4 separate regions of the Homo sapiens genome follow, and regions 1, 2 and 4 are each linked to region 3. A link is a contact called in ENCODE Hi-C or POLR2A ChIA-PET data. All regions are on one chromosome and are shown on one strand. Each heading gives the region's core, a stretch centred on a gene start or an enhancer-like site at or near the end of the contact. The rest is flanking DNA. Distances are from core to core; before and after follow the strand shown. Region 1 holds the start of LIMS1 (LIM zinc finger domain containing 1). Region 2 overlaps LIMS1 (LIM zinc finger domain containing 1). Region 3 has its middle 42 kb from the start of EDAR. Region 4 has its middle 100 kb from the start of SEPTIN10.

Region 1 (2,895 bases), core at 164-2,663, 500 kb before region 3:
TTTTATGGTTTATATGCTCTTTGAAAAGTCTCTCACCACTCCAACCTTACTTTTGTTTTTTTCCCTTGTTTTCTTCTGGTATTTTCATAACCTCTCTCTTTTTTTTTTTTTTTTTTTTTGTTTTTTGAACATTTAACTATTTGCTTTGTTTGGAATTTACTTTCATGTGAGGACATCAAATAGATCCAGTGTTTTCCTCCGACATGCCTCGACTGGCAGGAGACCAAAGTTTTCATTCTATTACTAGAGAGTAGCTATAGTTACAGAATCAGGTATCCTGAGAGAGATCATTTATGCCCAGGATGAATAACTTGTCTTATCTATTAAATCTATTAAATCCTTTGGAGATTTCACTTTTTTTTTTTTTTTTTTTTGGGACGGAGCCTGTTACCTAGGCTGGAGTGCAGTGGCGCGATCTCCCAGCTCACCACAAGCTCCGCCTCCCAAGTTCAAGCGATTCTCCTGCCTCAGCCTCTCGAGTAGCTGGGATTACAGGCATGTGCCACCACCACGCCCGGCTAATTTTGTATTTTTAGTAGAGACGGGGTTTCTCCATGTTGGTCAGGCTGGTCTCGAACTCCTGACCTCAGGTGATCCGCCTGCCTCAGCCTCCCAAAGTGCTGGGATTACAGGCGTGAGCCACTGCGCCGGCCCCAAAATTTCAGGTTTTGATAGACGGAATGGGTGAAGAAAATGAGAGCTAGCAAGGAAGAACAGGATGCAGAGGCAAGACTGGAAACTCTCCAAGAAAGGTTAACTTTTCTTAACTCACAAGTTAAACAAAGGCTGCAGGCTCCATGCGGAGCTCAGGCACCCAGCGGTGACCGATCCAGACCAGGTCCTCCCGGAAGCCCGGCCTGCCCGACAGAGCCTTACCACAGAGCCCCCTCAGGCGTCCTCGCCAGGACGGGGCGGAACCCTGTGTAGCTCCCACCCCCGGGACGAAGGCCGCTGCCAGGGCCGCGCAGCCACGCGAGTGGAATCAGAGGAGCCTCGAGGCAAGGAGAGCCGGGCCCCGCTCCCTGCGCCCGTCACCGCCATCCTTGTTGTAGGGAACTCGGCCCCCGAGCCGCCGCCGCGCTCCGTGGGCTCCCAATGAGCCCCTACCCCAGCCACCCGCTGCGTTTGCGCCAGCCTCCCAGACTAGCCTGGGGTGCTGAAATGGGGGCGGGCCCGAGCCACGGGTTGGGGCGGGGTCTGATGCGCGCCCCGCCCCGCAACGCCCCGCCCCCCCGCGCCTACCTCTCCAGTCCGCGCCCTTCGGCGCCCGCCCCGCCAGTCCCCGCCCCTCCTTGCCCAGCCGCTCCCGCCCCTCCCCCGCCTTCCCGCGCGGCCCGCCTCGCCTTCCCCCCCCTCCCGCGCCCCCGCGCGGCCGGCCCCTGGCCTTCCTCCCCTTCCTGCTCCGGGCCCGCCAGTAGCCGGCCGCGGCGGCGAGGGACTAGGACGCGGCTGGAGCGGCGCCGGGAGACGAGGGGCTGAGAGACGGCGGCGGCCGAAAGCGGAGAGATGCTGGGCGTGGCGGCCGGGATGACCCACAGGTACGGGCCGCACCGCGCGGCCCCCGCCACGTCCGCCCCGCAGCTCCCGGCGGGCCTTCGGGCCGGGCCGGGCCGGGCCTGGCGCGGGCGGGCGGCCGGGCTTTCCCCGCGGCCTCCCCCGGTCGGCCGGAGCCCCGACCCCCAGCGCTCGGGTGGCGGCGTGGCTGCGTCCGGGCCCGCGGAGGAGACGGCTGCTGTTCACTCCCGGGTGTCCGCGGTGGCACAGGCGCTGACGCCGCCCCGCTGCTCCGAGAGTTCCATAAGACAAATCAGTATTTGCCGAGCTAATCATTTATCTTCTAGCAGTAGGGATCAGCGGGTCGCAGACGTCTTGGTCTCAGGACCCCTCTTGGGACTAGAGGACCTGGAATGGTGGCTATCTCCATAGACTGTACTAGAAAGGAAAACCGAGACACTGAAGTTACTATTAACTCATTGAATAAATCCGTGGTATGTTAACGTACATACCACATTTTTATGCAACATAGGGTTTTGCTAAAACAAAAGAGTTCGTGGGACGACTGGCGTCCTTTACAGTTTGCGAATCTCTTGAGTTGTCTGACTTAGTAGAGACAACTACGTTCTCCCATCTCCTTTGCAGTTCAGTCTGTTGCGGTATGTTTTTATATGAAGAAAATCTGATCTTACACAGATGTGTAGTTGGAAAAGTGAGTACTGTCTTAATAGCTGTTTCAGATAATTATGGGTATTCTTTATTACTACACCAAAACTACGTAAGTGGAAGTTTCTCAAAGGCTGGTTTGGACGTGGAATCTGAAGCTACTGTCAGCGGACTTTTCACACAGTTTCGTTAAAATTCCTTGGTCTGTCTTGCAGTTTGAATGCAGCTAAAGCTCCTGTCAGTGGCCTTTGCACACAGTTACGTTAAAATTCCTTGGTCTGTCTTGCAGTTTGAATGCAGCTGTTACCCATTGTAACACCATATATTTGTCGTTTGGAAGATATTGGCTCACTGAGTTTGGCAGATCTCAAGCTGACGCATTTCATTAATAGCGCCGAATAACATTCGTTACCATCGCTATTGATTTCATTAGGAAAGTCTTTATGTTAAAAGCCGTCAGATACAAGGTGGTGTTTACAAGTTTTCCAAAATTCTCATTTTCGGTTGAAAGCTTGCTTTTTATCATTGGGAGCAAAATATTGTCAATTGTTTTCCTCAAAGTGACAGACTCACTTTGTTCAGTTTCAAGGAAGTGTCCGGCAATACAGGTTTAAATAACCCTAGTTTGTCAGTTGTTCTTTCCCGTAAAAATGGTATTTCATGACACAAGCAAGTTAATTCAGCTCATCGCTCTATTACAGAAGTGCACGCCTGCCATTTGGTCACAAGTAACAA
Region 2 (2,700 bases), core at 120-2,619, 420 kb before region 3:
TCTTCATCATGTCTTTTTTCTATGCCATCAATCAGTCGAGGATACCACATTGTGTTTAGCCGTGGTTGAATTTTTAAATGATTTCTGATTATAAGTTCTCATCTACTGCTGAGAAAAATAACCATTTTCTGACTAGCAGGCAGTACACCGTTATGGTTTAAAACCAGGCTGAGGCCAGGTTTCAGTTTTTCACTCAATTACGTAATAACTGTATAGTAAGTTACACTTTCTATGTCTTGTCTCATCACCTTTGAAATGGGAATAATAATAGTACTGTTTCATTAGATTATTGTAAAAACTAAATTTGGTAAGTGTATGCAAAGTGCTTATCACAGTTCTGGGCGCATAAGAAGCACTCAATACATCTAGCTCTTGACCAAGGTGCTATTTCCTAAATTATATTGAGCCCCGGGGAAGGAATAATCAGAGCCTTTATTTCTTCCCCAAGGCTCTGATTTAAAAAATAACCTATCAATGTTTTTTTTCACTTTCCTTAGAAATAGTGCACTTGCTTTGGTTCTATATAGTGGTCTCATTACATTTTGAGGTATTTCACTTCTATTTTGGGAATTTTTGTTCAGTAGAACATAGTTCCCTAGAGTGTTTTGATCAATCAAAAATATTGGCTCTAGGCTGGGTGCAGTAGCTCACGCCTGTAATCCCAGCTCTGTGGGAGGCCGGGGCGTGGGGATCGCTTGAGCTCAGGAGTTCGAGACCAGCCTGGGCAATGTGGCAAAACCCTGTCTCTACAAAAATACAGAAATTAGCTGGGCGTGGTGGCATGAGCCTGTAGTCTCAGCTACTAGGAGGCTGAGGTGGGAGGATTGCTTGAGCCAGGGAGGCAGAAGTTGCTGTGAACCATGATCTAAAATATATATATATATATATACACACATATATATACACATATATATAAAATATATACACACATATATAAAATATACACACATATAAAATATATATATACATATATAAAATATATATACATATATTATATATACACATATATAAAATATATATACATATATTATATATACACACATATATATATACACACACATATACACACACACACACACACACACACATATATATATATATATACATATATATATGCCCTAAGAGTGAGTTTTTTCTCTTGGCAGGGGTTCTTGAGATCAGGATTGGAGGATTAAAACTTCAGGCCTTTCTTTTATTAGTCTCACAGAGTGACTGGTTTGATTTGTGTTTTAGAATTAGAATCACCTTCTTCACCAGACTTCCTTTGCATGAAGCAGTAGGAGCAAGTGGCTGCTTGACCAGCTTGAGCTCTAAAGTGTGTTTGTGGTATGAAGTGTTCTCAGAGGAACCGAAATCGGTGTGGTCACACATCATCAGTGCCTCTTCATACACCCACGCTCTCCTGAAGTTTGCTGTTTGTATTGCTTCCAGTGCGTGTTGCTGTTCAACAGTACCCTTGGTTTCAGCGTAGTTGCTATGATGAAGAAAACCTGTTAGAATCTGCCTTTTTTTTTTTTCCAGAACTGTTGGAAACATTGAATAATTCCATGTACTCTAAAAGGAAATAAAGTCTTTTGGGTAATTTGGACCCAAAGACTCCTAAGGAATCTAGGAATTCAGTTACATAGAAGGTCACTTCTTTCACTAGCTTTTGCCTCCAAACCTGCAGGAGAAAACCAGCTGAAGAGGAATACTCATATGAGTGGGGACTGCACCTGAGCACCTCACGAGGCTCCTTTCAGAACCCTCAAACCGACCATTCACAATATTCACGTGGACTAGGTCTGGGTCATTTGGAGAGAGAGAAGGTGTGGGCTGGCTGAGGTGTCTGGGTGGTTTCTAGTCAGTGTTTACACTCCGGGGCTTGCGCTGCGGCTCCTGCGCCTGTCATGCACCCAGTTTCCCAGAAGCTTCCGGGGTTAGGTTGTCAGTGTTGAGAGGCAGTGCTAGTTCAGACTTGACCTTGTGATGGTCTGTGGGGGAGAATGTTTTAGGCCCTGGGACAGTGCAGTTTAATGACTGAAACAGGAATCTTTGAGTCAAATCAACTTGGGTTGGATCCACACACTCTTATTGGTTGTATTGTTTGGTCAAGTCGTTTAACTGCTTTAAGACTCAGTTTCCCCATCTGTAAATGGGTATAATCACAATACATGCCTCATAGGGTTGAGATGGAGGTTAATAACACATAATGTGCTGGGTAGGTACTCCAACGTCAGTTGTTAGTAATAATTATATTACATAAATAGTTGAGAGACTGAGCTTTACAATACAAGCAAACATTTTTATGTCCTAGCTTTTTTCTTTTGTAAACTCGTAAAAGTCTTTATTATTAGAGTCAAAGTAGGTTTAAAACGCTTACGTTTCTGTGGACAAGATTAAGGCAACATGAAGTACATCTGGCTCATGCTGTAGTTCACCAGGTCTGTTTGTTGCTATGTCCACAAAAGAATGTGGGGAGAAACGTTAGCAGTGTGGGTGCTTCCTGCCTCCCTCCCTGGCCCTCTGTGTCCAGTCTGCCCTTCTGCCCTCCCTCCCTACACATCTCTGTGTCCACTCTCCTTGCTGTTCTCTCTGTCACCACCCTGGCTAGCTCAAGCTGCTGTCTGTTCCATGGACTGCCATGTGGCTCTGCACAGCTGTGCTGGTCCTTACCCTGGGGCCTTTGCTGCCTCAGAGAGAGGGGTCCTCAGCAAACAG
Region 3 (2,700 bases), core at 146-2,645:
GGGATGCCTGCCTGCTGCCTGTGCTGTCTCCTCTGTTCCCCTCTCCTTTCCTGGCTGGAACAGCTGCAGGACAGGGCCCCCCGGCAGCCATCATCCAGCCTTTCATCTCTATCCTTGTCTCCAGCCTTGCCAGCAACTTAAGCCTAATCATTGCACAATGAAAGGCTGTTTCTCTCAAATGGATGCAGACATCCTTAGCCTTCAGGGGCAGCCTCTTATTTTGCTCACAGATAAGGCTGTTTATTTTAAAGAAATACTATACTAATAACCCTCTTGACTTGACAAGGATCCTGGTTGCTATCTCTGTATTGATGGATTGATTGATTCATTCATTCAGTAAGCATTTACTGAGTGCCAGTTCGAGTGTGTGGGTGAGTCTTAGATTTACTGCCTCCTTGACATCATTCTTTAGAAAGAATTCTTTGACTCTAACTTTTGTTTGCTACCTCAGAATGTTCTGCCTATGCAAAGAACAGTTTCAAATCAACCTGGATTCGAGAGCTCATGAAACTGATCCTCAGCCTTCATTTTCAGCCTTTTCCTCAATCCTCCCCTGCACAGCCAGCTGGCTCAGCACTCTCCCCAGCAGGCCATGCGCTCAAGTGCTTTACCTTCAACATTTTCCCACTGAAGACCCAGCCTTCTCCTCTAGCCAAATTATGGTATGCTACGTAAAATTCCTTAGAATTCTATTTTAAGTGAATTTCACGTAAGTAAAGCCCATTGTTAATGTCATTGGAAAGGTTATTTTTAAATGAAGAGGTGTGCCATACCCTGCCAAATGTGATAATGTGTATAGTAGCACCTAGCACAGTGCCTGGTGCATTCTGGATAGACAGTAAATATGACCTGAATGAATGAAAGAATGGGCCTCACTGTCTGATGGGATGAGGCTCCCTGAGAAGGAGTGGGGAGTGGTGGCCTCTTTGAGGATGACCAGCAGGCTGTTAAGCAGAAGGCTCCTTCTAGAATTGTACTTTCCTGAGTACCTAGGACCAGCTTGGGGCCCCTCAGGCATCTGAATTTTTGGACCACTTTGGTTTATATAACCCACTTCTTATCCAGGTTCTGTCTCTTGACAGTTTTTGTTGTTGTTGTTGTTGTTTGTTTGTTTTCTAGGTCTCACTATGTTGCCCAGGCTGGTCTTGAACTCCTGGGCTCAAGCAGTCCTTCTGCCTCGGCCTCCAGAGTAGCTGGGACCACAGGTGCACCACACCCGACTTTGGCAGTTTTTTAACATCTCCCAAGTCTTTATTTTCTTGGTAAAATGGTTTAATAATTGGTATATATACTCATAACTAGTACACAGACTAACACAGTGTGCATGTATACCACCATCAGTGTCATCTGCACCTTTTGTCTCACTGACTCATGGTAAGACACGGAGCGCTCCACGAGGGGACGCCATGTGTGGAGATGCTGGAGTCTAAGGGTATTGTGATTGGGCAATGGTAAGAACTCCGGGTCCCTAAGTCCATTCCTGCTGCTACAACAAAACACCTTAGAGAGTAATTTATAAATAGCCATTTCCTTTTCACCGTGCTGGAGGCTGGAAGTCCACCATCAAGGTGTCAGCAGTGAGGGGGGCCTGTTCCTCACAGATGGGGGCTTCTTGATGGGTGCTGGCTGACTCAGCACAGATGGGGGCTCTGATGTGGCAGGGGTGGGGTAGAGACGGGAACGCTCTGCAGAAGGAGCGGAAGGGAGGAAACAGCTTCCTCCAGCCTTCTTATAAGGTTATCAGCCCCGTTCCCCTTACGACGGAATCACTTCCCTGGAGGCCCCCTCTTACTACTGTTGCACCGGGGACTGGGCTTCAATCAGTAGCAGCAGGGGATGCGCGCTCAGACCCAGCAGTCGGCTCTGCCCGCCTCGCCGGGCTGCACCGAGTCCGCGGGTCTCTAGCGCACGGCCTGGCCCCACGTGCGGCGAGGAGGGCGCAGTGAAGTTCTGCTGTGTGCACCCCCTGCAGCTCGGCCGGGAAGCGCCCGCTGGAGGAACGGAGAGCGCCGCTTCAGCGTCGGCCACGTGGGCCGGGCTCTGCCGGTGGCAACCTGGACGCGCTGCGGGCGCCGGCGAGACCTGCGCCAACGCCTACCTCCGGGCCACAGGCGGGATAAAGCTGCCCCACTTTGCCCCCAGCGAAGAGAACCCTCCTTCCTCTAAGTATTTTCTTCAGCAACTAAGCTTTTCTGTTTGCTCAATTTCTTGTCCCGTGAGCGCTACCACCCACCCCCCGCCACCTTCTTCCCCTCCCCCCACATCCGTTCACTCTCTTTGACCTTTTGCCAAAACTCTGAACGCTCGCTGCCCTCCCTCCCATTTCCTCACCGCGTTTCAGGAGCTGTAAGTTCTTGGTGTTCAAACCCCCTACGGTTACGTAAACAGAACTCTGCAGTTATCTTCTTTCCCTTTCTTCGGAGCTTTGTTTTCAAGTTCATTAGAGACTTCCTGTGGGTGTAATTACCGCTCTGCAGTTTTGAGCGCTGCCCACCTTCCCCCTGTTTTGTTAAAAATGTCATAGATCTTTGGAGATTTCTTTCACTTCTAAAGTTATTACCTGTCTGCCTGCACATCAATCTTGTTGATTTTATTTCAGGGCATTTTCCGGAGTGAACTTCTGCATAGCGATTTTTTTTGTCCCTCCCCACCCCCTCTTTGTTTTGCAGGAAGGTGAAATAAGACAGAAGAAAAGGGTTA
Region 4 (2,855 bases), core at 105-2,604, 480 kb after region 3:
GCTACCGGGCAAATACTATAGGGCAAAGTACTAAGGGATCGCAGGAAACTCTTATCTAGTTGGAGAGGTGAGGGGCATGGAGGGCCACTTAGAGGGTGTCCGGGTCTTATCTGGACCTCCACACTGTAGTCTTGTTTAGAAATTCACAAGGCAGGAAGAGGGGAAAGAATGTTCGGTTGGCGGGAACGGTGTGTGTGCACACCCCAACCCGAGGCTGGGGAGAGCTTGGCAGGATCAAGAAACTGAGGGAGCCCAGAGCAGGTGTGGAGGAGAGGGCTGAGGTGAGAATGGCCAGGGGTAGGTCTCTGAGCCTTCCAGGCCAGAAGCAGGAGGCAGTGTTTCCTGGGCTCTCAAGGGGTGTTTAGATGCAAACTGTGTCGGGAGCTCCCTCTGTTGGTGGCACAGGGAATGGCTCGTATGAATGTGGGAAGCTGGCACAGCAGATGCTGGGCAAAGGGCAAGGCGTCTCTGCCAAGGGGGCGGTGAGGGCATGTGGGGGAGCAGACAGCCCCGAGGGTCCTTTGACAAGTCAGTCCGATGTGGAGGCCGAGGGGAAGCCTTCCACATGTCCTAGAGGGAAACCCCGAGGTAGCTCTTCTCACATTTGTGCAGTGACTACCAGACTGAAGGAACCCCGGTTCCATCCTCACCCTCTGCAGCCCAGAGGGCTGATGGGGTCCAGGGCTTCATTTCTGTTCCTAGCCGGGACCAGGGGCTCTGAGCACCCACAGCCCCTTCCCAACAAAACAGCCACTTGTGTGTGCCATGGGGTGACCCCTCCTCCCTGCCCAGCCTGGGCTGGGGAAGGGCCCCGTCTGACCAGGAGCTGGCCTCCTCCAGCTAAAGCCAGGGTGAGCAGAGTGGGGCCCATGCTGGGTGACTGCAACAAAAGCAAGAGAGGCTTTCCTGCAGGGGAAGCGGCAGAGAGCAAAGGTGGGACGGGTGGCCGGAGCTATGGGGAGTGGGCCCTTCCAGGAGCCCCTGGCCTCCTCGTGGGTGCTGAAGATGGCAAGTGCGTGTTAAGCATGTACTAAGCCCACCCTCTGCGCCCGCCCCATGCTTAGCACTCTACATCCATTGCCTCGTTTTTGTCCTCACATCAGGCTTATGAAGTAGGAATTATGACCATGCAATTTCACAGATGGGGAAACTGAGGCAGAGAGCAGTTAACCAACTCGCCTCAGGAAGGGGCAAAGAGGTGCGGCACCTAGGATTCAAGCACTGGCAGTCTGGCTCCAAAGGCCGCACTCCTAACTCCTCAGCCTGTTCTTGGCCTCGGGAGGCCTGGCTGATGTCAGGGCCATTGACACTTGTCCCTGTCTGACTTGCTGTGACAGTGCTCCCTGAAGCCTGACTCGGGACTGGAGAATGAGGTCCCACAGCCACAACAAGTTCTCAGCTGTCCTCTGTGGCCTCTGATGACAGCACCAGGTGGCCCAGTATACCACATGCCCCCATCTGGTGACAACATACTCTTTGATCAAAAAGAACAAAAAGTTCTCCCGCAATCCAGTGTGCCTCTGGTCAGGCCTACAGGCTGGCAATTGGTGGCCTTAGGGGTGGTGTCCTTGCAGTCAGGCTGGGAGAACCTGCCCACCTGAAGGTGCCTGGACCACATGGCAATCAGCTAAGGCCAACCACTGTTGTGGCAAGGCTCAGATCACCTGCAGAAGGTGGGAGCCTGCAGGGAGGAATAGGGAGGGGCACAAGCCCTGGGGTCAGGGGCAGGTTCTAGCCCTGCTTCTGCCTCCAGCTGGCTTTGTGACCCAACGTGAGACCAGGGCCAGGGCTGGCCATCTACTGTAAGTCTTTTCTATGGAATTGCTCCACAAGTCCTTGTCCACACCCTCCCTGCATTTTCATGGCTGCTGCCCCATGCCCCCAAATAAGGAATGGGGGGTGGACAGAGAGAGAGGTGAGGTCCTGCATCCTGGGAGAGCACACCCAGGAGGCCGAGGTGGGGGTGGCCCATGTGTGCCTCCTGGCACCCAGTGTGGTGCTGCCCACAGCAGGTGCCGATGCACACGTACTGCAGAATTGCCCTAGATGGTGTTGCTGCCCAGAGGACTCTGGGACTCCCAAGTGGGAGTTGAGCTGAGTGCCAGACCCATCTCCAGGGCACACAGGAGTCCCATCATGTGTGATAATAAGCTTTCTCTACAACTCTAGTGGGGGCTGTGATATCTGTCTCAACATCCAAACACTTTTAGGGGGCTTGTCCGCCCTCCTCGGCCTGCTGGAAACTCTCTTCCTGGCTCTGGCCTGGGACCCTGGCCCTCCTCCTGCTGGGCCCTGGCCCCACTGTCCTTTGCTGCATGCATGCCTTGGTGACTGACGTGTGGGCCCCATGTGTCCCGGCCCTCCCTGCCCTGCATCCCTGCTGCTCCCAGGGTGCCCTCAGTGTGTCCTTCCTCCTTCTTCTGATGCCCAGCAAACCACCTGATGTGCTGCAGCTGATTTCACCTCTCACTGTGGCCTCCGCCACCCTCCTGCCCCCTCCTGAGTCAAGCTCCAGGTATGCCCAGGGATGGTCCCAGGCTGCCTGGGGGTCCACTCTGTACCGCGCTGGGCACCCAGGGATTTTAACATCACAAGTCCCCTCGCTACCCTCCCTGGTCTACTGCATCTGCCTCCTGGTCTCCTGGTCTTCACTGTGTGTCTCTCTATCTACACTCCAGGTTTTTCTGGGACATTCTTGACTAGACCCGGCTTGCTGGGCCTCGTGGGAGGCAAGTCAGCCACAGAGGCTGAGCAAGAAAGAGAAGCCGGGCAGGCTGGGCACCCTGGAGAGCCCTCAGGTAGCATCTTTGACTTTCCCCCTCCCAGGTGCTCCTGTCTCTCCCAGAGCCTCCACC

What was found. Hi-C counts contacts between places; a loop is a spot of excess contacts on that map. ChIA-PET counts read pairs that join two places held with the same protein, here RNA polymerase II (POLR2A). Pooled maps may share reads with other maps.
Region 1: a loop to region 3 is called in a map of naive thymus-derived CD4-positive, alpha-beta T cell, with 4 times the contacts of the local background. The contact joins the promoter of LIMS1 here to the enhancer-like site in region 3. A Hi-C loop is called at or near these places in 1 of 168 maps with a recorded cell type or tissue (naive thymus-derived CD4-positive, alpha-beta T cell) and 7 of 50 pooled maps. POLR2A ChIA-PET finds 5 or more read pairs at or near these places in 1 of 52 experiments (A549).
Region 2: a loop to region 3 is called in a pooled map, with 3 times the contacts of the local background. The contact joins two enhancer-like sites. A Hi-C loop is called at or near these places in 3 of 168 maps with a recorded cell type or tissue (CD4-positive, alpha-beta memory T cell, CD8-positive, alpha-beta T cell and naive thymus-derived CD4-positive, alpha-beta T cell) and 8 of 50 pooled maps. POLR2A ChIA-PET finds 5 or more read pairs at or near these places in 2 of 52 experiments (CD4-positive, alpha-beta memory T cell and activated T-cell).
Region 4: a pooled map shows a loop between it and region 3 (13-fold over the local background). The contact joins two enhancer-like sites. A Hi-C loop is called at or near these places in 3 of 168 maps with a recorded cell type or tissue (CD4-positive, alpha-beta memory T cell, GM12878 and naive thymus-derived CD4-positive, alpha-beta T cell), 6 of 37 single-sample maps with no recorded cell type and 13 of 50 pooled maps. POLR2A ChIA-PET finds 5 or more read pairs at or near these places in 3 of 52 experiments (CD4-positive, alpha-beta T cell, HCT116 and naive thymus-derived CD8-positive, alpha-beta T cell).

What each region holds. Positions count from the first base shown.
Region 1 is chr2:108,533,057-108,535,951 of GRCh38, forward strand. LIMS1 (LIM zinc finger domain containing 1) reads left to right here and starts at 1,414. Exons shown (of 10, transcript NM_001193483.3): 1 at 1,414-1,538. The coding sequence starts at 1,507. It overlaps GCC2-AS1 (GCC2 antisense RNA 1), which reads right to left and starts at 1,163. Exons shown (of 3, transcript NR_135290.1): 1 at 773-1,163. RefSeq lists silencers at 277-571, 1,060-1,659.
Region 2 is chr2:108,610,967-108,613,666 of GRCh38, forward strand. All of the region lies in intron 1 of LIMS1 (LIM zinc finger domain containing 1), which reads left to right. Among named protein-coding and RNA genes, the nearest start is that of LIMS1-AS1, 66 kb to the right of the region's middle. RefSeq lists an enhancer at 1,416-1,475. Within about 2 kb of position 1,370, at least 14 of the 41 ENCODE cell types and tissues checked have a DNase peak (open chromatin) inside an H3K27ac peak, as active enhancers do; they include CD8-positive, alpha-beta T cell, where a contact is called at or near this core.
Region 3 is chr2:109,029,661-109,032,360 of GRCh38, forward strand. It overlaps a transcript of RANBP2 not described here. Among named protein-coding and RNA genes, the nearest start is that of EDAR, 42 kb to the left of the region's middle. Within about 2 kb of position 1,396, at least 9 of the 41 ENCODE cell types and tissues checked have a DNase peak (open chromatin) inside an H3K27ac peak, as active enhancers do; they include CD8-positive, alpha-beta T cell, where a contact is called at or near this core.
Region 4 is chr2:109,509,921-109,512,775 of GRCh38, forward strand. It overlaps a transcript of RANBP2 not described here. Among named protein-coding and RNA genes, the nearest start is that of SEPTIN10, 100 kb to the right of the region's middle. Within about 2 kb of position 1,355, at least 2 of the 41 ENCODE cell types and tissues checked have a DNase peak (open chromatin) inside an H3K27ac peak, as active enhancers do.